Linked DNA regions of Homo sapiens: regions 1, 2, 3 and 4 are each linked to region 5. A link is a loop called in an ENCODE intact Hi-C map of the cell type or tissue named here. Cell type or tissue: gastrocnemius medialis. All regions are shown on one strand.

Region 1 (5,000 bases), 150 kb before region 5:
TTTTGCAAGAAGAGAAGATATGGCATGGTAAAATCTTCATTCTCATAGAAGGATATGTTACTTAGTAGGTATAATACAAGCAGACACTAACATTTTTCACCATTTTTAATCATCTGAGATACACTGTATCTGAGAAAGGCAATTTAACTGAATACCTGGAGGACAAATGGAGCTGATCTGAGGAGTAGAATAAGAGGGAAGGAGTGTGGCTCCCACCCTGAGTGCAGAGGGGTGTGTGTGTTGTAACCTCAAGAAGGAAGATTGAAGATTGGTTGGTCAGGGTCTCACTTTATTAGATTTCTTAGGCATTTTTGAGTTTTGAAAGTTCTAACAGATTTCTTTCATTGTCTTTACCATTAAGTTTTCTTTCTTATATACCTCCTTTCCTTACTTTTGCTTTCCTCTATTTCAAAATAATTAATAGTACTCGGACCTCCTACACAATGGTTCTCAAATAGATTCTACACTCAGTTAAGAATACAATATGAAAAGGGGAGAGAGAGGAAGAGTCAATTAAATAACAATAGCCTAGAATAACTGCTATTTTAAGGATAACAGCATGTAATTCAAAAGCCTGGAATTACTCAAAAGAGGCAGCCCCTGAGGAAATATAGACCATAATCCATAAAAAGTAATTAAAACCTTCCTGGTATACTCCAAAGTGGTCAGAAGAATTCAATTACAAACTTCATAGTTACATTATGAAGATTTACACCAAAGCTAGAAGCAAGAAGTGACCAAGCCAGGAAAGACTTAATCACAGAGGATCTTAATTATGTCTTTCCCAAGGAATCAATACTCTCCTCTTTCACAGAAACATTTTTCACCGTTTCTAAATAGTATTTACATTAACTTTTCAAATGCCCTATCAAGTTCACAAGAGACACACCAATGGGGAGTGGCGAAGCTGTCATGTTCAGATTTTCAATGAGGGAAGATAATGGGAGTATCCATGTCTAGAGTGCTCAGTAGTCATCAAAACACCAATCAGAGTACACAACCAGTAAAACACACTGTGCCTGGCTGTATGAGCAAGGTGAGCAGCTTCTAACACAATGACAGTTTGTATTAACCCATTCTCATGCTGTTATGAAGAAATACCTGAGACTGGGTAACTGATTAAAAGAGAGGTTTAATTGACTTACAGTTCCACATGGCTGGGGAGGCCTGAGGAAACTTACAATTGTGGTAGAAGGCACCTCTTCACAGGGCAGGCGGATAGAGAATGAGCGCCAAGCAAAGAGGGAAACCCCTTATAAAACCATCAGATCTTGTGAGAACTCACTCACTCTCACGAGAACAGCATGGGAGAAACCATCCCCATGATTCAATTATCTCCACCTGGTCCCACCTTTGACACATGGGGATCATGACAATTCAAGGTGAGATTTGTGTGGGGTCACAGAGCCAAGCCATATCACACTTAGGATTCTCCATAAGGGCTAATTCGTCCTAGAATAACTAGTTAGTCTTCTACCAATTTAGGGTTCTGCTCACCTCTGATCAAGCCTTAGATTCCAGGCATCAGAAGCAAAAGTCAGTTAAACAACAAAGACAATGACATTGTTTTCAGAAAGCTTCTTTTGCAATACAGGAATTACTCCACAGCAGAGAAGACAAGTCTTATTCCCTTACCCAAGATAATAATTCTAAGGATGCTTTGGCTTCAAGTAGCAAAAAACACAGATGCAACTGCCTTAATCAGTTAGACAATTTAAATTTTCACATATCAAGAAGTGTACATTCAGAGGAGTTCTAGACACATACCAAACTGGGTTCTGGTTTGCAGCTCTGCAAACTACAACCCGCAGGCCAAATCTGGCCTACTACTTTTCTTTGTAAATAATATTTTATTGGAACACAGCCAAGACCATTCATTAATTTATTGTTTATGTAATACACAGCCAAGGACATTAATTTATGTATTGTTCTGTGCTGCAACAAGAGAGATGAGTAGTTGTGACACAGATCACATAGCCCACAAAGCCCAAAATATTTATTATCTGGACCTTTACAGAAAAATAGTTGCTAACCCCTGCTATACCTCTATCTTCCTGTGACTCTCTAGGCTTTCCTCTCATTCATGTATTGGCTCTGTGCCCAGCCTTTGTACCCACTCCAGGTCATAGGTGTCACATGCAAGCATGACAATATTTCTAGACAGAATATAAGCCATATTTTTCTTGTGTCTTCTTGTAAGAACAAGGAAGCTTTTCCTAAAAGCCCATAGAACACTTTTATTCACATAGCTTTGGCCCAAAACATATCACAAGGCAGTACCTGAACCAGTCATTGGCAAGGCAACTGAAATTGCCATGACTGGTTAGACCAATCAGAATCTACTCTCAGGGACTGAGGGTAGGTCACCCTCTCCTGAACCAAATGGCCAATGTGCCAAGGATAAATGCCTAAACCAAATTAGGACTCTCTTGAAACAGAGGAAAGCAAGGAGAATGAATGTTGATTACTACCAAAGGGTTGAGTTCTAGGAAAGATGGAAGAGCTGAGCTTGCCCTGGATGCCTATGTCTTTCCCCTGTATATTTACAATGGAAAATGCTAACAAGAAAGATACTGAAAGGCATGAAGAGGACTCTAAAAAGAAACTATTGAGGGAATACATGATACCTATTTTGAGGTTTTCTACAATCAGCCCTACCAGTATCCAAAATAACAAATGCCTTATTGTCACATGGACCTACTGTAAAAACATAAGTCATATACTCCCTGGAAGAGCAGAGGAAGAAAAAAGAGAAGAACCAAGGTGTCATTCTCCTGGAGAAAATTTACCAGAGTAATTCTCTGACCTCTTGTACTTCATAACTGTGTGAAACTTATATTGAATACAAGTTATAATGCAGCTCCAAATGACTTCTGCAAACTGTTGTTAGAAAAGGGTTCATAGGTATCCTTTCCACCCACCACAAATCAATAAATACTCATTACATGCAATATGTAAAAATATATAATTATAATAGCATAAGCAAGTGAGATCTATAGTTCATGTTTTTACTCCCATGGGAAGACTCTTCATAATTTCAGTAAGGGAAATAATTTTTAAACATTTTCCATGTACAGTTCCTTCCTGATACAAGAGAGTACACGGCAAGTAATTTAAGAAAGGCAAGTCTGGAGAGACTGCAGTATATTCTCTCAGTTGAATAATTTCATGAGTCTGACCTTTAATAACATGTATATTCGATACAACCCATTTAGCACTCGAAACATTATAAGATAACATTGTTATATCTTATTAATGTTTTCATTAAATTACAAGTTCCTTAACAGGTTGTATTCTCCCCCGGGGTAGATATTTTGTTTCCTCCTGATATACCGTGCCCATAATACCTGTTCAGTATAAACTGAATACAGAGCTCTACCTTTTTTTTTTTTTAAATGATCCACAGTTTTAAAGAGATTTGTGTTCCAAACTGTCATTTGTAAACTTGAACTTGAAATTCAAGCCCATTTTCCTCCTAAGATAATGTTAGAGGTATTAGTTAGGTCTCTAGCATAGCCTGTGAAAGACTTTAACAAATAATGTAGCTAGTATTGTTTACCTTTACAACGCAAAGCAGCAGAAAACCATATTAGTAAAAGGTTGCAATTGCTTATTTATAAGTTCGTGATTTAAAACCATAAAGAGTGCCTTTGAAAAGTAAAAGCATTCAGTGGTCATCCTAACAAGGAGAGCCTCCACAATAAAAAACCACACAACAGGAGGACATAAGTTCTAACCCAAAATGCCACTCTCCTTCACAATCACTAGCATCAAAAATATTACGGTTTTTTGTGTGTATATCAGCATATGCTGGAAAATCACACCAACACACTAGCCGTTTTCATCTTAAGAACAGTGAAATCAGTTCAAATAAATTAGTAATTTTATTGTGACTCATTTGCCAAGAAAAAGTCCACATCAGTTGAATTGGAGAAAGGAAAAGATAGCATCAAGAGAAAAAACAGAGCATGATGAGAAACATTGTACAATTTATCAATTAGTGAGGACAATAGTTTTCAAAGTATTGACACACCCACTGAAAGTATACCAACTACAAATATTTGAGTTTACTCTGGTTTTAAGTGCTGTTTCTACAGTCTTTTGTTGAAAGGCTTCTCACTTAATCTTAGGATCGAGTCTCATGACTACCCAACCAATTTTCTCTCTTCTCTTGGCAATATATCTATTATAGGTAAAGAAATAACTATAATATTTCATTCTTTGCCTCTGATTAGCAACTTAAAACTAGTTCTTAGAGTAAAATTTAAGTCTTCATGCTGAAGGGGAGTTGCTTACTCCCTGCAGCTCTCCTGCAGTCTTACAATTAACATAATTAGTCAACTGTGGCTAAATGGGGAAATCATATCATTTGCTTTCCATGAACATGCCCTGGGCTGCCTCGTCATTCTTCCCACTAATGGAGAGAGCAGAGATTTGGTAAACCTTGCTCTTCAGTTGGATTCAAAGCAGAGAGTTCATTTCCAATATCCAAATTACTTATACTTTAAAAGTAGCTAAGGGTTGATTCCTTATTCACCAATATGTCTGATTAAAACACACAAAACAAAATTACTCTCTAGGTGATATTTTGTCTAAGCACAAATTCTTTGCAATCACCATACTTAAAGCAATAAACAAATTGAAAAATAAAGAATGCATTGTTTTTGTAAAAGTGATGCCTGCTCACGAATAAATCAAGTTATAACAGGGAATTTAGAAAATCACCACAGTTTCTCAAATCAACATTGATGTTCAATAGACAACTTTCTAGGTGTCTCTCTAGGCCTATGGACAAATAAAAGATTGTCAAAGCCGTATACAACAAGCTCATAGTTAACATCATACTTGATAGTGAAGAAGTTAAATTGTCTCTGTTTACAGATGACATTTGTGTGTCTGGCTTTTTGTATGTCAGGATATGCTGAAAAAACCATACCAGTCACTAACAGTTTTTATCTGAAAACAGTGATACAAGTTCAAATAAATTAATATTTTCACTT
Region 2 (5,000 bases), 930 kb before region 5:
TGTGAGGACACGGTGAGAAGGCACCCTCTATGCACCAAGGAAACGTCAGCCTTAAGCAGACACCAAATCTGCTGCCTTTATCTTGAACTTCCCAGTCTGCAGAACTTTGAGAAATAAATTCTCCTTGTTTTTAAGCCACCGTATCTATGGCATTTTGGTATAGCAGCCTGAATGAACCAAGACACTTATTTGGAAGAATAACTTTATTATGCTTCCCTTAATAGAGCTTCTGATTGATGCTACTCGTGATTACAACTTTGAGCAATTAATTTTATCCCTTTGAGGGTCAGTTTCTTCACTAGTAAAGGGGAGAAGACATTGTGTCATTCCATCCCTAATATTCTGTGTAATCTATGAGTTTTTTTGGCCCATGGGTGAAAATAATACAGTTGATTTGGTCAATGTGCGGATTATTTTGGGTCTCTTCATTTCTATGTTTTCAGCTGCTGCTTCTTTTTTTTTTTTTTTTTTTTTTTTTTGACAGCGTCTTGCTCTATCACCCAGGCTAGAGTGCAATGGTGCAATCTCAGCTCACTGCAACCTCTGCCTCCCGGGTTCAAACGATACTCCTGCCTCAGCCTCCCAGGTAGCTGGGATTACAATTGTGTGCCACCATGCCTGGCTAATTTTGTATTTTTTTTTTTGTAGAGATAGGGTTTCACCATGTTGGCCAGGCTAGTCTCAAACTGCTGACCTCAAGTGATCCACCCACCTTGGCCTCCCAAAGTGCTGTGGAGGCACGAGCCACCACACCTGGCCTCAGGGTCTCTTCATTTCTTAAGTCTGTAAGTCACAATGTGGCCATCTAAATATATAGATAGTGAGGAGAAGTAGAACCTACTGACTCACTGTCTGAATGCTTAGATGGCCATATTGCGACTTGCAAGCTTAAGAAATGAAGAGACCCAATATAATCTCACACTGACCAAGTTGACTGCATTATTTTCTCCCCATAGGCCAAAAGAAGCATCTCAGAATCCTCAAGAAACAACAAAATATGTTCATACTTTCAAAAATATTCTTCTAATATCTTAAACTGGTATTTAAAAACAGGGTAAAGGGCTTTTCTACTTTAAAAAAGTTCCAGCACTGTAATACAACTGGAAGAGTCCCAGCCAAAAAGGCTTGACTTTTGACTATCTGGGCAGCGATAGAGCATGCACTCAAAATGAAAAGAAGATGACATGATGCTTAGACTATGCTTCAAAACCCACCCCCCCACAACAAAATGAATGCGGGAGTGGAGGAGCTCGGATGATGTAAGAACAAGTATCTCAAGGGTATGTGAAGAAATTAATAGTGAGCAATATCCAGTAGCTTCCAGTTGGCCAGCCTATTTTAACCCAGGAAAATAAAAGGCATTGCTAACAAATTTTGGTCCCCTTAACAAATGGAACAATATTCAGAAGAAGATGAAGATACAGCAGTGACCCAAGCAGACAAAATCCTTGCCCTGTGGAGCTTAAAATTTTGAGAATACTAAATAGGGGTCACTTTGGCCAGAGAATTCATTTCTATTTTCAGTTCCATGAATGTCCACTATATTATGAGCACTGAACAGAGGGGAGGATTATCATAAAGTTAATGAGCTTTTAGTTTCACAGCCGCTTACTTTCACAGGCCCTTCCAAGGTTCTGTGTGTCCTTCGCAGGGATTTAAGGTATAGCTGGATGCATGGAGAGCCACGCCAGCCAGAGGGTCAATCTCTACATTCTCGGTCTGTGTGGAAGGCTGGTAGGTTGAACGTACTCTCAATTTTTGCTGACCTCCAGTGATGCCCTGCAACATGTGGAGCCTCCCCAGGTATCTGAAATCCAACTCTGGCACCAAGGAGAAGGTTTGGAATGAGATGCTCCACCACTCTCTGCTCAGGGTTCTCCAGACAAAGGCCCCACCACCAGCATCTCGAGCCCTGCCCTTTCCACCCAGGACACCAAATGGGATGCTGGATCAGTTGCTGAGACAATGGCCAAAGGGTCAGCTGGAGCCCTGCCCAGCAAGATCAAAGGTCTGGAGTCTCTGAGGAATTTTCTTAGAGCACGAAGCACCTCTGGAGCAAGAGATTGTTTCAGCTGTGGCATGACCAATAATTCTCAAGCTGAAAGATTATTTTCTAAGCCATTAATAACAAAAAACATATTTCTATCTGCCATGCCAGAAAAAAAAAAACAAAATTATCTTTCTATTCTCTTTACACAAAATAGTATTATAAAGTTTTGGTTATTTGAGGAACGATCAAAGAGGATAAAGTAAAAAAAGTAGGGAAAAGAAATGTTACATAGGTGGATCAAACAGTGAAGTTATGATAATAACAATAATTCTTAATACTAATGGTAATGATGCTATTTTTCTGGATGCTTTTTAAAGTTTGTCATTTGTTATGGTTTCTTCTCTTATTCTAAGTAGATATTTACTCTTGGGCTTAATTTCATATTCTTTTTCATAAAGAGGGCTCCATATTTTATAAGCTTTGCAATAACCTGGATCTACCCTTGACCGAGTTCCTTTTCTTGAAGAGTGGGGCAGGAATCACTAAAATCACAAGAAACCAATTCCTACAACTTTTCTTTGCTCCATTAAATCCTTACCCTCTCCTATTTGATCTTGAATCTATTATAGAAGCTTAGAAGATTCAAATGCCAATAAGGAGTGTTCAAAATATCTAAATCCATGACTTGCCTGACCCAATCTCATTGAAAAAGCAAAGCATTAACTCTGTCTTCCTAATTTGGAAGAAGACAGGTTTGCCTGGATCAGTTTTTGGAAAGGAATTACTTTAGAAATACCGATCTCCGAAAAAAATAGAAGAGCATATCATTTCGTTTGTATGTTTCTTTTGAAATTAGTTATTAATACAGAGGCAATCACTTTTGAATGTCTTTGTACCGTACACCAACCCATATTTTCCATCTATTCAGGAGGGAAGAGCAAGGCTGAGAGCCAGCAAAGGGCAAAGAAATGACTGCCCATTTTGTTGCAACACCAAAAAACTCTTGATTTATCAGTGTGTTTGACATACTCTTTTTCGGCGGGGTGGGGAGGAGGTGATGGGCTGGTGGAAATAAAGACTTGTAAATTTTGTAAATGCGAGTCCTCTAAAGTAGGCCAATTGGTCAGCTGCAAACTTGGCAGCATCGTGAAGCATGTGTGCTGGGCAGCTTCGGAACACGATGTTCTGTTTCACTTCTGAGAGCAGGGGAAAATGGAATAAGGGCTCAACCCAGGACAGAGAGAGAGAGAGCTCAGCAGCGACCTGCGAAAGGGCCCAAAGACAAAGGAAACAGTAAAGAATAAAAGCCCAGCATCATTAGACTGCTGACCACAACGCTGAAAAAAGAGAGAGAGAAAGAATGTGAAAGTGTCTGAGAGAGGTGCTGTGGTTCTGATGCTTGCTGAAGCTAAGTTCTGGAAAATTCAGAGCAGTTGTGTGATTGATGATTAAAAGTAATAACTCAGTGTTTTATGTAAGAGTAATGATGAAATTTCGTAAAAGTTCTTGGAAATAATGCTGAATCTTATTGAGTCTACAAACCTTGAACCATAAAACAAAGTGTGGCATGAAGGAAAAAAAAGTTTGAAACACAGACTCCTATAGCTCCAAATTTAAAAAGAACTTGTTAGGGCTTTTTTTTTTTTTAAACTAAATTTACATTTCATATTGTTTTAATAAATATTCGGCTACTAAATAATAATATATAACTTATAAAAATAACAAAGTGTTTGGCATATTTGAGTAGTCACCCTTCTCAGATATTTTCAAATGATTTATGAGTAAATAAACTGAATAAAGTGCAAAAAAATATGGACTTGTGTTAACAGTTCAACAAAAACAGGTACTAATAGTAAAGTATACGTTAATTCATAAAACATTTTGTTTAATGGCACCAACTGCTCATATCTTGAGATTGGTTCTTTCTTTTAATTAAGTGATTTTGAATTATGTCATGGTGACATTCTATTAGAATCATTTATAACTGATAGCATGTAATGAATAACCACATATATTTGTCTTCAAATATCTGGTGTTATCATAAACTTGAAAGGACAGAGATCAAGCAAGTGATAATTGCTTAATTCCATATGTACACTATCATTTAAACATATTAAGTTGAAAATAAATTCTTAAGGAATATCTCCATCTTGATTTATTGCACAGAAGTTCAAGTATAAATGCAAAAATGGTTATTACTCAGTGGCACCTCTTCTTCCTCCATGTATGTGCCAAAAGAGAAAGACAAAAGAAAAAAAAAGCCACCTATTTATTAGTGTAAAAAGGAGACTATGGTGGCCAAAAGACTCAGCTGGTCTTTGTAAAGGAGTTTATAGCTTTCAGCTGAAATCTCTAAGTGAGAATTCTCATTCCCAGCTGCTGGCTCCCTGGGAGCTCTCCGTGGCCTCTGACCTCATTTCCATGGAGACAGAGGTGGGAAGGGTAAAAAATAAGTTAAGGGGGAAACTTTTCTTAAGGCAGTATTTCCAAATCCCCACTCCTCTAACACTAATGACTGTCCAAGTTAAAGCTGGCCACACATCACTATTTGAAATCACTTTCAGTTTTTCAAGGGTGAATGGCTAAAAATGAGGCATTTGATTGTAAAGATACATTTGCAGAAATAAAAGAAAATACCTGACGTATTTGATACTGTTTAATTGAAGCTCTAAATGAAAGCAAAATGGCTGCTAACATTCAACAATGGAGAGAGAATTCTAGCATGTTTTGGGGTCTGGTTTGTGGCCGAGTTCTGTGAATGTTATATGTTAGAGTTCTGCAGACCTCTGTACCTGTGGGGGTTGATGCTCCCTTAAACATAAGAAAAGTGAGATCTTTGTTAGAAGAACTTGAAAAGGGATGATTCTCCTCACATATCCGTTAATCCATTCCCTTGCCTATCAGCCTTTCTTCCTGACCATTTAACTGAAGCTAATAAAAACTATCACGATACTACAACTACTGCTACACCTGGCTACCAGCAGCCATTTTTTTTAAAGTTATTACTGCA
Region 3 (5,000 bases), 250 kb before region 5:
GATGGACACATGCATTTAAAAGAACAGATAATAGTGACACATGCCACAATTCCAGGGGGCGCCCATCCTTTCCTCCCGGAGTTGTGCAGTGAGGCAGTTCTGGCCTCATGAGGTTTAAATATTGAAAATCCTATCTATCTATCTATATCTATCTATCTATCTATCTATCTTTCTATCTATTTATTTATTTTTAGACAGATTCTCACTCTGTCACCCAGGCTGGAGTGCAGTGGTGCAATCTTGGCTCACTGCAACCTCTGCCTCCCGGGTTCAAGCGATTCTCTTGCCTCAGCCTTTGGCAAATATCATTTTTACTTTCTCCTTTAATGGATATTTTATTGCAATTTCTCATCCTAAAGGTCAAGCTATTAGAAATATCACCCCATGGTAAGGCTGGCATTTCACTTCTTAGGGAGATTTGGGGTTTTAATACCAGGCTTTGTGGAAGGAGAGGCTTTGCTTAATTCCTTTGTTCTATTCCTTTGGCAGGTGGAGAGCCATCCTAGGAAGCCCAGCTAATTGATGTCTTCTGTGATAGAAGTGATATGCCAAGTACCCTTGTTGAAGGCTTAATTAGAACAAACAGGAAGACAGAAATGCAGGGATATTTCACTCCTTGATCTCTTCCCTGGGAAAAAATAAGGCGACACCTAGGCAGGAAGGAACAGCAATCAGACATGTGTCTTCTGGCTGCCCCTCCCTGGGTTTTGTTCCCAATGGTGGGAGACATGAGACAGAACAAAGAAGTCAGGTGGCTTTTGCCTGGCTGCCCACCATGGTCTCTGAGAAGGTGCTACCTCTCAGGCTGCCAGGTACCCCTAAGCCAGATAAGGCATCCCAGTGGGGTCAAGAGAGGCCCTGAGCTTGGCTCTTCAGCTGGTCTCAACCCCCAGTAGCCTGCATGCTGAGTTGGGAGAGAATGGGCCTGCTGGGGACCCTACTAGGGACAGGCAAGGTGCTCTTGCAAAGGCAGGGGGTACTGAGGCCAGAGGGTGAAGCTCCACAGCTAGGGAGCATGATGGGAGGCCAAAGCAACAAGAAGGTGGTGGAGGCTCCGCGAAACATTCAAAGCCAAAAGAAGAGGCCACATACTTCTTTGCTGCAGAATATGGAGCCAGTGAGGCCAGGACCACCCGGGGGTCAAGGCACAGTGCCTAGGAGACCTGCTGCTACTACCAGTCACTATGCATAAGGGTAAGCCAGAAGCTAGGAGCCTATTTCCTCCCAAGGCCTCACACAACCAGAGGCCACTGAAAAGAGAGCAATGAGGGAGGAGGAGGCTTTGGAAAGACTGAGCATTTTTATTCAAAAGAGACTTTATACTATGTGAAGGGAGTTTTTAAATGATTGGAATTAAGAGTAAAACATTAAATTGGATTGGACATTGGGTTAATTTTTGTTTTCCTGCTGAACAACCAGTAATGGCACGGAAAATGCCAGCTAAATCACAAACAAAAGCTTTCTCTGCAAAATCAAGTGGAGATGCCACTGACATGCTCTCCTGGTCACACTGTTGGATCCATGCCACTTGCTCTTGTTCTACTCATGGCCATGATCTCTGTGGACCTCAGGAAAACTTCTGTCTGAGAAGTTCTGGTCCCTGGCCTGTTTCTGGACTTTCAGGGGCATGTTAGAGAAGCAGCTCTAAGCAGGGTGATAACCCAAAGAATCCACTGCTACCATCAAAACGCATATTCTTCTTAGCCCACTCCCTGGAGAAGTTCGGGTACAGAAAAGACACTTCTAAAATGCACATTATCAACAAGTAATGAGCTGCACCGTTTAAAACAGCGTGTGAATAAAAACCCACTCCCTGCCTGCTACTTTACCTTTCCCAGCCTGTTTCCACTTTTTCTTGGTTAGGGTTTGGGTCTTGGCTACACTAAGATGTTCCTTTTTCTTTTTCCTTTTTCTTCTCAAACCACAGTAACTCACACAGGAGCCAAACCCCTTAACTAAAGAATAATTTATGACAGAGAAGCTAGCATTTTAAACAAAATAGTTTTGGGGAAAGGGGAAGAAAGCCAGGAGGTCAGAAGTTGATTTCTAAGGACAGCATGCTGGCCGCCTCCTCCTCAGGGCCGGCCTGCTGGGATTATCACATTACGGGAAGGGTCCGTGCCAGGGCCAGGAACCATGCCACCCGGCTCCTATTGATCCCCTCAAAGGACTCAGCAAAGCCTGCAGAGCTGCAGAGCAGTGTGGCTCTGAGCTCTAAAGACACTGGCCCTGCTGAAGGGCTTATTTTTCACCAGTCGGAGAGATATTGAAATGTAAGAGGTTCGGTTGCCTCAGTGAAGAGAGGCCATGTTGCTTGGATAAGTGATCCTTAAGCACATCATGTGGTGTAAGCGAAGGTAACAGGCCCCGCCAACAAAGGCTGTAAGTGGTGCTTGGCAAGACAAGGCCCAACCAGCACAATACAAAAAGATGATTCATTACAGACACTGTGCACACATGCTTGGCATCTCAAATCACACGCAGGAGCTGCAGATCATGGCGTCGAGTTCCACTCCCAGGTTGCCCCGTCAGCTAGTCAGGTTCGAGGGCAAGCTGCCTGACCCAGGTGTAAATAATGCAGAGCTGGCATGCCACCTCTGACAGTGGGACCAGCAAAGCAGCTGGAGAGAACTGATGCCACCAGAGGCAAAGCTTGTGCCAGAACTGGTGAAAACTGTTTCCCCTTTTTCTACTATAGGGAAAGTTTAAGATTTGTTGTAGGAAATGAGACAATTAAGTAAAAATCCCCCGGAAGATCAAAGGAAAGTGTAGGAACACATATGTCCAGGCACTGCCTTGGCCACGAGTGGTTGGTATAGATGGACATAGCTGCTGCCCTGCTGTGGTAGAAAACCTGTGTCCCAGTGATGGCTCTTCCTCCTCCTGCCTTTCTGGGATCACCAATCAGAGAAGACTGTTCATGGCAATATGACAGTGCCACCAGCTGGTGCTGCCTGCAAGGACTCTTTTGCTGTGCTGACTACAGAATCCTGTGTGCCTATGGTAAGCCTAGGATCTGTGAGGTTAGGGAGCTGCTGTCCTCAACAAATGGTTCTCTTTGGGGATTAACTGGGTTGGCAAAGAGTGAGCAAGCTCAAGAAAACTTCTGTGGTATGGTAAAACGTGGCTTTCTTGGCAAGGCTACGCTGTATATGTGTCAACTACAGAAGTGCTACTCCAGTCAATCCAACAAATACTTCCAGCAGCAATTCCCAAATGGTTTATTAAGAGTACGTATTTTTCATTTCAAGGGAGAACCTTATCTTAGAATGCCATGAGGTATACCAGTAATCATATGAAGTTTCCTATATTACATATGCTATTTATTATGACTATAACCGTGTAACATTTAATAACTTCTCCCCAGATAAGAAATTAATTTAATCTACTGCTTTTCTATTTAACGTCTTTGCAGTTTCAATGGGAGAAAGAAAAACAAAAGTGGAAGATGAATTATTTTTAACAGAATTAATATAGCTAAGAAAATACGCCATTCTAAACCAGTAATAATAGGCCCCTGCCTGGTTCCAACAGTAGATACTGTTTCTAACATTATAGCATTTTGCTGATGAACATGCCCCACTGAAATCCTAACCATTAATTTTCTAAACTGTACTTTTTAAAAACTTGACAAGGCTTGTTTGGTCACTGAATTATATATCCTCTTCTAAATTTCCTTCTTGGGAAAGTTTTCTTTTTCACCCTTAAAGGGATATTATCCCTGCTTTGGACAACTTTCTCTTAATAGTCAGATGTTTTCAATGTACTTCATATTCCCCACCATTCCCACTAATTAAATTTTTCATCTGCACAATGGATGGTAAAGGCCAATTTCACAATAAGAGGGTGTTGCCATCACCACATTACTAGAGAAGGAAAGGGAAGATGATGTCAAAGCAGATCTGACCTGGGCTTTGCATTTTGGTCTGGGGCTTCTGCTCCCCCCAGTTTTCTTAAAAAGGGCCAGATGAGATACAAACCCAAGGGCTGCAGACCCATACTGCTGACACTTGACTGTGTATGCTTACCGGGCGGAGAGGACCTCACCATGTGGGGCTTGCTGCATCCAATTCTTTATCAGTCTATACGAAATCCATCACATATAGAATCGATCCTCTAGGATCAGGAAGGGAAATAATTTTTTTTTTTTAATATATGACCATATAGCCAACATTTACTAGAATATATGTCATTTATATTTTCATATCTAGGATACCCACAATATCCCAAAACACTTTCCAAGTATGGAAATCTCAAGAGATTTTAACTACCATTATGAAGAGCACAACTTTGGAAGGGAAAGGCCTGCCTCCTGTTGTAAAGTAGGAGAAGGAAACAAGGTAAAAAGTGATAAAAGGCATTAGAGGCCTAAAATGTATCTATTACTACTACTGATATGATTAATATTTAATACTCATCTTTAATATTGAGCTTCAGATTTCTTATGTATTTCTTATTATGGGAAATTCTTATGCCATAAAGAAAACAGTCACTTAACTCTCTTTGCTTCTATCTAGTCTATTAATTGCTTTTGCTGAAAATCTAGGTTTAAACTTTCATGATCCCTCAGTCATGAAATCTTCCCAGGGTTTCTAACCTGGAGACCACATGGATGGAAAAATAATTACATACTATTTTTATTTACATGTAGCAAAAATTTAGTATTCCTTCAACTGTGAATAAAGGCAAAAAGAAGGAGAGAGAGAATGAAAGAAAGAACCCACAGTTGTAGTGGTACCTGTGACTTCGTCAAAAGTATAAAATATAACTATTTTTATGTCGTTACAGCAGTACATACAGATGAATTATTTATGCTTATCACTGTGTTAAAATTCAACAGTTTTTATTAAAACCCACTGGTAGATTTTTTAGTGTATTTATAATGAAGCAAATTTATTACTATACCACAGATTTTTATAAATATCTTGGTAACTGCATGTCAGAATAATCCTATGCAATTTACTTTATACATTTAAAAAAATAAAATAAATAACATTATT
Region 4 (5,000 bases), 800 kb before region 5:
TCTCCCCAAAATCTTCCTTGTCCCACACGCCCTGCGAGTTACTGCTGCACTTCTCAGCTACCCATTTGCAGTCTGCCTTCTTTAAGGTGTGGTCCACATAGGCTGCCTGTTACAGCCTGAAACACACTTCTGTGACCTCTGCCCTGCTAGGTCAGCCTCTTCCCCATTTTCTCCAGTGCTTTTTCACAACTTAATATTCTGTAAGTAGTCATGACATTGTATGCTCTTATGCCAAGTAGTCTTCACCTTTGAGTGTAGTAGTGTAATTTGATGATATTTTTTCCTGTACGATTTTCTGTATGTCCTGGAATTAATGCAGTAGTTCCCTATTATCCACAATTTTGCTCTGTTGGGAGCAAGCCCCCCAAAATCTGGCCATAAACTGGCCCCAAGACTGGCCATAAATAAAATCTCTGCAGCACTGTAATATGTCCATAATGGCCCTAATGCCCAAGCTGGAAGGTTGTGAGTTTACGGGAATGAGGGCAAGGAACACCTGGCCTGCCCAGGGAGGAAAACTGCTTAAAGGCATTCTTAAGCCACAGACAATAGCATGAGCGATTTATGCCTTAAGGGTGCGTTCCTGCTGCAGTTAACTAGCCCAACCTATTCCTTTAATTTGGCCCATTCCTTCGTTTACTAAAAGGGATACTTTTAGTTAATTTAATATCTATAGAAACAATGCTAATGACTGGTTTGCTGTTAATAAATACTTGGGTAAATCTCTGTTTGGGGCACTCAGCTGTGAAGGCTGTGAGACCCCCGATTTCCCACTTCACACCTCCATATTTCTATGTGTGTCTTTAATTCCTCTAGCGCCACTGGGTTAGGGTCTTCCCGACCTAGCTGGTCTTGGCATTGCTCTCTGGGATTTTGCTTTCTGTTATCCACAGTCCAATGTGGTCTGAAAGTATTAAATGAAAAGTTACAGAAATAAACAACTCAACCATTTTATTTATTTAAAAAATAATTTCAACTGTTATTATTGATTAAAGGGTACATGTGCAGATTTCTTGTATGGGCATATATATGACACTGAGGCTTGAGGTCCCAGTGATCCCATTACCCAGGCAGTAAGCATAATACCCAACAGGTGGTTCTTCAGCTGACATCCCCTTCTCTCCCTCCACCATCTTAGTGGTCTCCACTGTCTATTGTTCCCATGTGTATTCAATGTTTATCTCCCACTTATAAGTGAGAAAATGCAGTATTTGTTTTTTTGTTCCTGTGTTAGTTCACTTAGGATAATGGACTCCAGTTCTATCCATGTTGTTGCAAAGGACATATTTCATTCTTTTTATGGATGTGTAGTACTTCATGATGTATATGTACCATATTTTCTTCATCCAATCCACTGTTAATGGGCACCTAGGTTGATTCCATGTCTTCACTATTGTAAATAGTGCTGCAATGAACATGTGGGTGAATGTGTCTTTTTGATAGAAGAAAGTATTTTCCTTTAGGTATACACCCAGTGGTGGGATTGCCCGGTGGAATGGTAGTTCTAAGTTCATTGAGAAATCTCCAAACTGCTTTCCACAGTCACTGAATTAGTTTGCATTCCCACTTACAGTGTAAGAGCATTCCTTTTTCTCCACAGCCTTGCCAGCATCTGTTGTTTTTGAGTTTTTAATAACAGTCATTCTTACTGTTGTGAGATGGTGTCTCATTGTGGTTTTGATTTGCATTTCTCTGACAATGAGTGATGTTGAGCATTTTTTATATGTTTGTTGGCCACTTGTATGTCTTCTTTTGAGAAGTGTCTGTTCATGTCCTCTGGCCATTTTTAAAAATTTAACTTTTATTTTAAGTTCAGGGGTACATATACAGGTTTGCTATATAGGTAAACTTGTGTTAGGAGGGTTCGTTGTATAGACTGTTTTGTCACCAATAGCCTAGTACCCATTTATTATTTTTCTCGATTCTCTCCCTCTTCCCAGCCTCCCACCTCTGGTAAGCCCTAGCGTCTGTTGTTCTTCCCATGTGTCCATGTGTTCTTATCATTTAGCTCCCACTTATAAGTGAGAACATGTGGTATTTGGTTTTCTGTTCCTGTGTTCGTTTACTAAGATAATGGCCTCCAGCTTCATCCATGTTCCTGCAGAGAACATGATCTTGTTCTCTTTTATGGTTGCATAACAACTCATGTGTTTTAAATTGCATGCCCTTCTGAGTAGTGTGATGAAATCTCAAACCATGTCCCTCCGTTCTGCGCTGGATGTGAATCATTCCTTTGCCCAACGTCTCCATGCTTTCTACATTCCCTGCCCATTAGTCACTTAGTAGCCGGCTCAGCTATCAGATTCACTGTCATGGTATCCAGTGCTTGCATCCAGGTAAATCTGATTTTACTTGACTATGGCCATAAGTGCAAGAGTTGTGATGCTGCTTTGGGAGGCCGAGGCAGGTGGATCACCTGAGGTCAGGAGTTCGAGACCAGCCTGGCCACCATGGTGAAACCCCGTCTCTACTAAAAACACAAAAACTAGCTGGGAATGGTGGCATGCACCTGTAATTCCAGCTACTTGGGAGGCTGAGGCACGAGAATTGCTTAAACCTAGGAGACAGAGGGTGCAATGAGCTGAAATTGTGCCACTGCACTCCAGCCTGGGCAACAAAGCAAGACTCCATCTAAAAAAAAAAAAAAAAAAAAGAGTTGTAATGCTGGCAATACAGATATGCCAAAGAAAAGCAAGCTAGGAAGTGCTTCCTTCAAGTAAAAATGTGAAAGTTTTAATAAGGAGAGTAAATGTATCATATGCTGAGGTTGCTAAGATCTAAGGTAAGAACAAATCTTTTATCTATCAAATTGTGAAGAAGGAAAAAGAAACTCATGCTAGTTTTGCTGTCACACATGAAACATCAAAAGTTATGGCCACAGTGCATAAGTGCTTAGTTAAGATGGAAAAGGAATTAAGTTTGTGGGTGCGAGACATGAACAGAAATGTATTATGATTGATGGCAATCAGGTTCTGTACTATTTGTGGTTTCAGGCATCTACTGAGGGTCTTAGAACATATCCCCCATGGATAAGGAAGACAACTGTAATGACTTTAAAAATTGCATAATTTTCTATGCCTCATTACTATTTTTTTTTCCGCGGTGACCCAATGGCATGGTAAACCACCCTCTAATGTTTCCCATACTTTCGGTGCATTTGTTCCATTTTGTTTTTCCTGGACACCACTGTCTGGGAACCCTCCATTTCTTTGTTGTTTTGCTCTAGTCTGAATGTGTTGCCCTCTAGGCCTGCTACTCAGCTGTCATCTTGGGACTTCCCTTGACCATTGCTAGATGACATAAATGTGATTCAAGAAATTTTATCTGGCAGCCGCTTGTGGGACATATTGGAGCCAGGAGAGATGGCAGCATGAGGACAAATTCAGAGGACTTTGGAATGAGCTCCTGCTTGAGATAATTAGAACTTCAAATATATGCTTATCAGTGAAGCAGAGACTCCTTTCTGGTTCAGTGATAGCATGTCTAAAAAAATAATAATAACATTATTATTAAATATTATTCTAGCTAGCTAGAATCCAGGTCCAATGATGGGAGCAGAGTCACTCTGAGTGTTATAGGATAAGAGATGTACCTCCTGGCTAGATTTTGTGCAGCTGTGGGAGGTGAAGGGCAGCTGCTGCTGGTCAATCCTAAGAGCCAGGCACATCCAGCCACTGAAGTGCTATGGTGAGGGGTATAGGAAACGTCTGTGAGTTCTCAGCCTAATGTCTGGTGATTGGCTTAGGGCCACTGCTGGTCAATGGGGTCAGGAATCTGGAAGAAGGGCTGGGGAGCAAAGAAGAGCCAGGAGAATCTGGATCTGCCTGACATCTTTGAGTCTATCTGCCACTTCTACTAACCACCATGACCTCCAAAGAACAGTGGCTGCAGCTGTTCTTCTGCCTCTAAAATCTCAACACCTTTTGGTGAACTCTCACCAGGAACATTTAGATGAAGGTAATACAGTTCCTGCTAAACCAAACTGATAACCAATCGTTAGGGGCTGAATTGTGCTCCTCATCTTCCCAAATTCATATGTTGAAGTCCTAACCCCCAGTACCTCAGAATGTGACTATATTTGAAGACAGGATCTGCAAAGAGCTAATTAAGGTTGGATGAGGTTCACAGGGTGGGCCCTAATCCAATATGATTGGTATCCTTAAATGAAGAGTTGGTTAGGGCAGAGACAGGCACAGAGGAAAGACCATGTGAAGAGACATTGAAAGACGGTCATCTACAAGCCAAGGAGAGAGATATCCTAGAAGATATCAGCCATACTGACACCTTGATCTCAGATTTCCAGTCTCCGGAACTATGAGGAAATACACTTCTGTTGTTTAAGCCACTCAGTCTGTGGTACTTTGTTAGGGCAGCCTTAGCAAACACATACACTGATCAATCCAGCACGACGCCTTACATTTACATATTGCTTTGTACATTGCAAAGCATTTCAATATTTTTTTAAATTAAATTAAATTTAAAGTTCCAGGATACATATGCAGGACATGCAGATTTGTTGCATAGGTAAACGTGTGTCATGGTGGTTAGCTGCACCTGTTGACCCATCATCAATATGTTAATCATCGCAAATGTTGATAACATAGCTAACACTCATACAGTGTTACTATGTGCTAGGCAATGTTCTGAGCACTTTATATATCAGGGATGTCCAATCTTTTGGCTTCCCTGGGCCACCCTGGAAGAAAAAGAATTGTCTTGGGCCACATACAAAATACACTGACACCAATGATAACTGAGGAGCTAAAAAAAAAAAAAAAATCACAAAAAATATCATAATGTTTTAAGAAAGTTTATAAATTTGTGTTGGGCCACATTCAGAGCCATCATGGGCCACATGTGGCCCACAGGCTGCGGGCTGGACAAACTTGTTATGTATATTAACAAGTTTAATCCACACAATAGCACTGTGAGACAGAGCTGCCTATCTGTGCCCTAATCAACTCTTCATTTAAGGATACCAATCATATTGGATTAGGGCC
Region 5 (5,000 bases):
AGCTGAAAATCTCAATTTGATTCCTGACTCTGCATTTGGTGATTTTCCCTAAATGTTTTTCTTCCCCTGCTCTGTTGTTTCTTGATACTGGCAAGGGTGGAAACTCATAAAAAGAAATGCAAAGGGCATATTTCACAGGAGATTACCAAAGATTGCAATAATCTTGGCATCCTTTGCTATTAGGAAGAAAACTGCTTTAAGAAAAAAAGGATATACCATATTGAAACAATTTATTAACTGATTAAATACCAAGATAATGTATGACTCTTCCATCTCATAACAAATCAACTGCTAGCCAACCTTACAATTCTCTTTTATGAGACCTTTTAATACTTTTTAAACTAAGTCTCCTAAGGTTTCTAAAATAGACTGCTTGACCTCGAGCCCAAATCAACAAACTTCTCCCATGTATCCCCCAAGCCCTCAGGGGTAAGGGCCTGACAGCTGGATGTGGGCATGACACAGGAAGTACAGTGTGTACTGCCCAACACACGCCCAGGAATGTCTGCAGCTTGGGAGGATCAAGCATGTACCTGTCTGTGTTTCCTGTGGTCTCTGGGAGCTGGAAGCTAGACCAAAACACACCATTTGTCAACTGTAGCAAACCATTAGCAAAATAGGCAAGTGGTAACAGGGCAAGTGAAACAACAGGCAGGTGGCACTTCTGTGACACCAATGACTGCAAACACAATTACTAGGCTAGAATATGAACAGCACACCTTTTAAGACTCCCTTAGCCCAGGAGTTCAAGATCAGCCTGGGCAACATAGCAAGACCCGGTCTCTACAAAAAATTTAAAAATTAGCCAGGCATGATGGTGTGTGCCTGTAGTCCCATCTATGTGGGAGGCTGAGGTGGGAGGATCACTTGAGTCCAGGGGGTTGGGCTGCAGTGAGCTGTGATTGCTCCAATACACTCCAGCCTCAGCAACAGGCAAGACCCTGTCTCCAAAGAAAAAAAAAAAAAAAAAAGACTCCCCCTCAGAATACATATGAATGAATAAGTGAACAAAGAAACAAATAAATAAATGGCATTCCTAGCCATGTTTCAGAACCATTAGAGGACATAATCAGAAACTTCAACATAAGCCCCAGGTCTTCTGCTTCTGTCAAAACACTTTTTAGTTGCTCTTACTTCTATATATATTAATCAGCCTCCAGCTGATTCAAGATTTATCATCAAAGAATCAGATTCTTTTCATTTTTATCAAATTAGGAATTAAATTTCCTTTGTGACACTTCTCTCTGAGACGTATAATGATTTCTTTTCTTTTCAGATATTGTATCACCTTCAATTCTGATAACCATAGAACACAGGGGATCTTTTATCATTTTTAAAAAATCATAAAGGATCTGAATCTTTTAAGTATAATCTTTTAAGTGACGAATTGTTTCAAATAAATCACTTAAATCCCTGATGTATTATAGGACTTGACATCAAAATTAAGTACTCAAAATATGCAAGCACAGTATTAGAAATGTCGCATGTATTAGAAATAGCCCACCTGCTCTAACATAAGCTAGGGTGGATGGCGAAGCCCACTCCCCCACCACACACACCACTGCCCCCTATACACAATCTTTCCCCCATATAACTTCCCAGGTGGATACAGAAGCGTCTCTGCAAAATTTGGCTAAAAACCGCTATCTAAATACAATTCAATTAGAAACAAGAAATAAAGAGTTCATCAGATACTTCAAAACAATATAAAGTTGTCGGTTTTATATTGCTGTAGGCTCAGATCCTGCCAACATGTTGAATGTCTAGTATATACCAGGCACTCTCCTTGGAGTCACATATTCCCATTAACATATATTCTTCCAGGCAGGGACCAGCTGATTTCTATATAATGCATTGCATTTCCAGCTGGGTCAATGCCTCTGTAGTGTGAATTATGTGGGAGCTATCACAGCTACAACTTTCATGAGCAACTTGTATTTTCTTCCCCAGGTATAGAAAAACCCAGCAGTCTTCCCAGGCTTCCTGCTTTGTGGATGATGGAATATGTTATAGTATGCTGAGATAGAATTGATAAAAATTACATAAGAAAAGTAGAATGAATATATATATGTATGTCTCTTTCCACTTTCTTTCAAAGCTATCCACAGTATTTTATCTAAATACAAACTGCAAAACAACGTAGGCCTTTTCCCTTTCATTTTATTGCATTTTTTCTCCCTGGAATAATTTCTGAGCTTAACTCCTGATTCTGTCATATAGTGTGGCTTTGTGACAACTGACAACTTATTTAACTTCCTGGAGCCTCGCCTTAAGAATGGAGTTATCAGCATCATCTGATTCAGAGAGTTGCTCTGGGGCTGAAATAAGGGAGAATCAATGTAAAATTCAGGGCGTTAATGCTTTTTTGTGTTAGATCACTTTCTACTCCTGGCCTTTCTTCAAGTGTAAGATTATCTGGACCATTATATCAACACCCTATCTTTGATGTACAAACATGTGAATTATCAGCTTTTCATCTCTCTGTCAGTAAATGGATACCCTATGCACATACAGAATGCACAAACATGAAAATGTCTACTTTAAATAACAATGGTACCAGCAGCACGGAGTCACATAATAGACAACATGTTTTAAAGTAAAGAATCCTCTTCCACGGAGTATTAATTTACCAGCTTTCTACATGCCAAGTTCCCAAAGCAGTCAAGAACATCTCAGACCTGCAGGCTTCATGTTTCCCCTAATGGGGTACTAATTGTTTTCACATAAATGCCCCCACTGTGCAAGCTCTCTATGTAGAATGAAAGTGGGTTGTGGAATGGTAAAAGTAAACCATCTTTCTGATGTCTACAATGTCATGCTTCAGAAGATTCTAGAAAAGGTCTAGCTGGAATTAAATATATTTATATTCAAAAGCTTTAGTATTTAACTTACAAGAATATCAATTGTGAGCCACCTTTCTAAAAAGTATCACCACTTCCCATAATATTTACTTCTTCCTAAAACAATTATGTTCTAAACACACACACACATACACACACACACGCACACTCTGTCTCTCTTTGATAAAAAGTATTTTCTCTGTGAAGGACTCTAATTTTGCATTTTCCTTATTTGCAACCCTGTTTAGGATTTTAAAATGAGGTGTTTTAATAGCGCCACCTGGTGGTAATGATCTACTTCAAGTACCCAACATAACTTCTCTTTCCTCACCTTTTCTCCTGTTTTGTGAGCTGTTTCTTTCATTTGTATTCATGAATCATTCCTTTGCATTAGTGTTGCTGAAGAAAGTAATGATTTTATCAAAACAAAGTAGGCTATTACAAAAAAACTAACAGAAGTGTTAATGTGAGCAGAACAGTAGAACCTGCACACTTAAGGGTATGCCACTCATCAGGGGAAAGAAATGTAACTAAAAATCAACAAAAGGCTGTGAAGAAACAAAAAGGGGAGAGGCAGTAACTCCAAAATGGGCTTTAGACAGAAAACTCACCTGATGTAGGGCATGTTGGCCAACATTTTCCTTTTATATATCTGCCACATTTTCTGCCTTGTGGCCAGTCTGAAAAAACTAAGCAGCCCAGTACAGCAGGCAAATGCTTCTCAGTCACAAACAATGGAATATTGAAGCCATTGATATTCCTCTCACAGCGGCAGGAACCATAGCAGGTGCTAAAGGAATTGGTTGTTTATGAAGAAATAATCAAATATTCCCTCCCTCCTTCCTTCCTTCCTTCCTTCCTTCCTTCCTTCCTTCCTTCCTCATTTCTGCCGCTTCTCACACAGCTACCAGCATCCCTCTCCCCAGGCATCAGAGTGCTACTTGGGGAAAATAATAATAATGTAGGATTTTTTTTCCCTAAATCACTTCAACTCCAAGGACCCATTAGCAACTTATGCCCCTTTACAGATCTCGCCAGTTGATCATCAAGAAAGGCAACTTTAGAGATGATGCAATCAGGGCAAAAAAAAAAAAAAAAGAACAAGTAACTGCAGATATCTTTTTAATTTTTTTTTTTTGTATGTACCTTTTTGAGAATTAGGTCATTAAATTCATTGAAAATTCCATTCTTCATCCAGCCTTTGAAAGTTCTCATCTTGTTCAACTTTGAAACAGATCATAAGGTGGATTCACATGGTGAAAAATGGGAGGGACAGAATGAAGACTTGACAACAATGAAGAGATAATGTCTACCTGGAGGCTAACCAATGGCACCCAGGCTGCTGAAAGAAATTCCTTCAGCAGGGGCCCAGGGAAGAAGCCTAATTTAAAGGTCAGAATCAGACACACAGACACACACGTACACACACACATGTACACACATTAATCTACACAATCACCAGAGCAATCATCTAGCCCATTTGCATCAGCATAAGGTTTCACCTAAACTCTCTGCACTGACCTTTTATGGAAGATGTTTGCTTTCTAGGGCCTGAGACCTGGGACCAGCTCCCAGAGACGAGGGTACAGGGGAAAGGACCTGAAAGTCAAGTTTTATGGAAGATGAAATGGAGAGAAAAAAAATATTTGTTTATTGGTGATTTTAGTTAACGGGAACAATAGCTTTGCATTGACAGACAATAAGTGAGGGGAAAATAGTGGTGGGGTGGCGGTGTGAGGAAGCCGACATGGATAGAGCAGCCAAAGGAAGCTCTGAATAGGCTCTGGAAAAAACTACAACCCAACAAACTATTCCATGACTGTAAGGCGCTGGAAGCCTGCCAAAGTCAGACATACATTCTCACTGACCTTTTTAGACCTGATTGACTCCCAATCAGACTATGAAGACTGTGACCGAGGAGTGAATTCCTGTTCCTTCCTGGTGATCCTGCATTACTTTCCAGTAAGTTCTCTCATGGTCCAATTGTTCTTTTATCTGCACAGGAAGGGAATGTGTGATTCCTTTTGGAAACTGGAGTACTGTGGGAGCCAGGCCCACTCTCCTGGCTGCTGGAGATCTGAGCATACCCAGGTCTGGAAAGAAGCCAAGTCATGGGGACTGTGATGCAACAGCTCACCTTACCACCAGGCTAGATGGTAG

The links. Peaks named below come from ENCODE experiments on the same cell type or tissue, not always from the same donor. Only the 100,000 strongest peaks of a DNase experiment are listed, where the experiment ranks them.
Region 1: it touches region 5 in a loop (4-fold over the local background); 22 of 110 quality-filtered maps call a loop at or near these places.
Region 2: a loop joins it to region 5, with 2.6 times the contacts of the local background. A loop is called at or near these places in 3 of 110 quality-filtered maps.
Region 3: a loop joins it to region 5, with 2.9 times the contacts of the local background. A loop is called at or near these places in 14 of 110 quality-filtered maps.
Region 4: a loop joins it to region 5, with 2.8 times the contacts of the local background. A loop is called at or near these places in 2 of 110 quality-filtered maps.

The regions. Positions count from the first base shown.
Region 1 is chr5:67,390,487-67,395,486 of GRCh38, reverse strand. No RefSeq gene overlaps it. Among named protein-coding and RNA genes, the nearest start is that of TILRLS, 120 kb to the right of the region's middle. In gastrocnemius medialis, no CTCF peak of the experiment used is centred here; no DNase peak of the experiment used is centred here.
Region 2 is chr5:68,169,472-68,174,471 of GRCh38, reverse strand. No RefSeq gene overlaps it. Among named protein-coding and RNA genes, the nearest start is that of LINC02219, 18 kb to the left of the region's middle. In gastrocnemius medialis, no CTCF peak of the experiment used is centred here; DNase peaks (open chromatin) are centred at 1,217 and 3,121; H3K4me3 peaks cover 381 bases; H3K27ac peaks cover 3,682 bases.
Region 3 is chr5:67,491,797-67,496,796 of GRCh38, reverse strand. It overlaps LOC101928819 (a long non-coding RNA gene), which reads left to right and starts at 4,224. Exons shown (of 5, transcript XR_948391.3): 1 at 4,224-4,340. In gastrocnemius medialis, a CTCF peak has its summit at 2,944 (motif pointing left); DNase peaks (open chromatin) are centred at 1,536, 2,416 and 2,916; H3K27ac peaks cover 2,549 bases.
Region 4 is chr5:68,043,836-68,048,835 of GRCh38, reverse strand. No RefSeq gene overlaps it. Among named protein-coding and RNA genes, the nearest start is that of LINC02219, 140 kb to the left of the region's middle. In gastrocnemius medialis, no CTCF peak of the experiment used is centred here; a DNase peak (open chromatin) is centred at 2,245; H3K27ac peaks cover 826 bases.
Region 5 is chr5:67,244,371-67,249,370 of GRCh38, reverse strand. No RefSeq gene overlaps it. Among named protein-coding and RNA genes, the nearest start is that of TILRLS, 21 kb to the left of the region's middle. In gastrocnemius medialis, a CTCF peak has its summit at 3,117 (motif pointing left); no DNase peak of the experiment used is centred here; H3K27ac peaks cover 1,074 bases.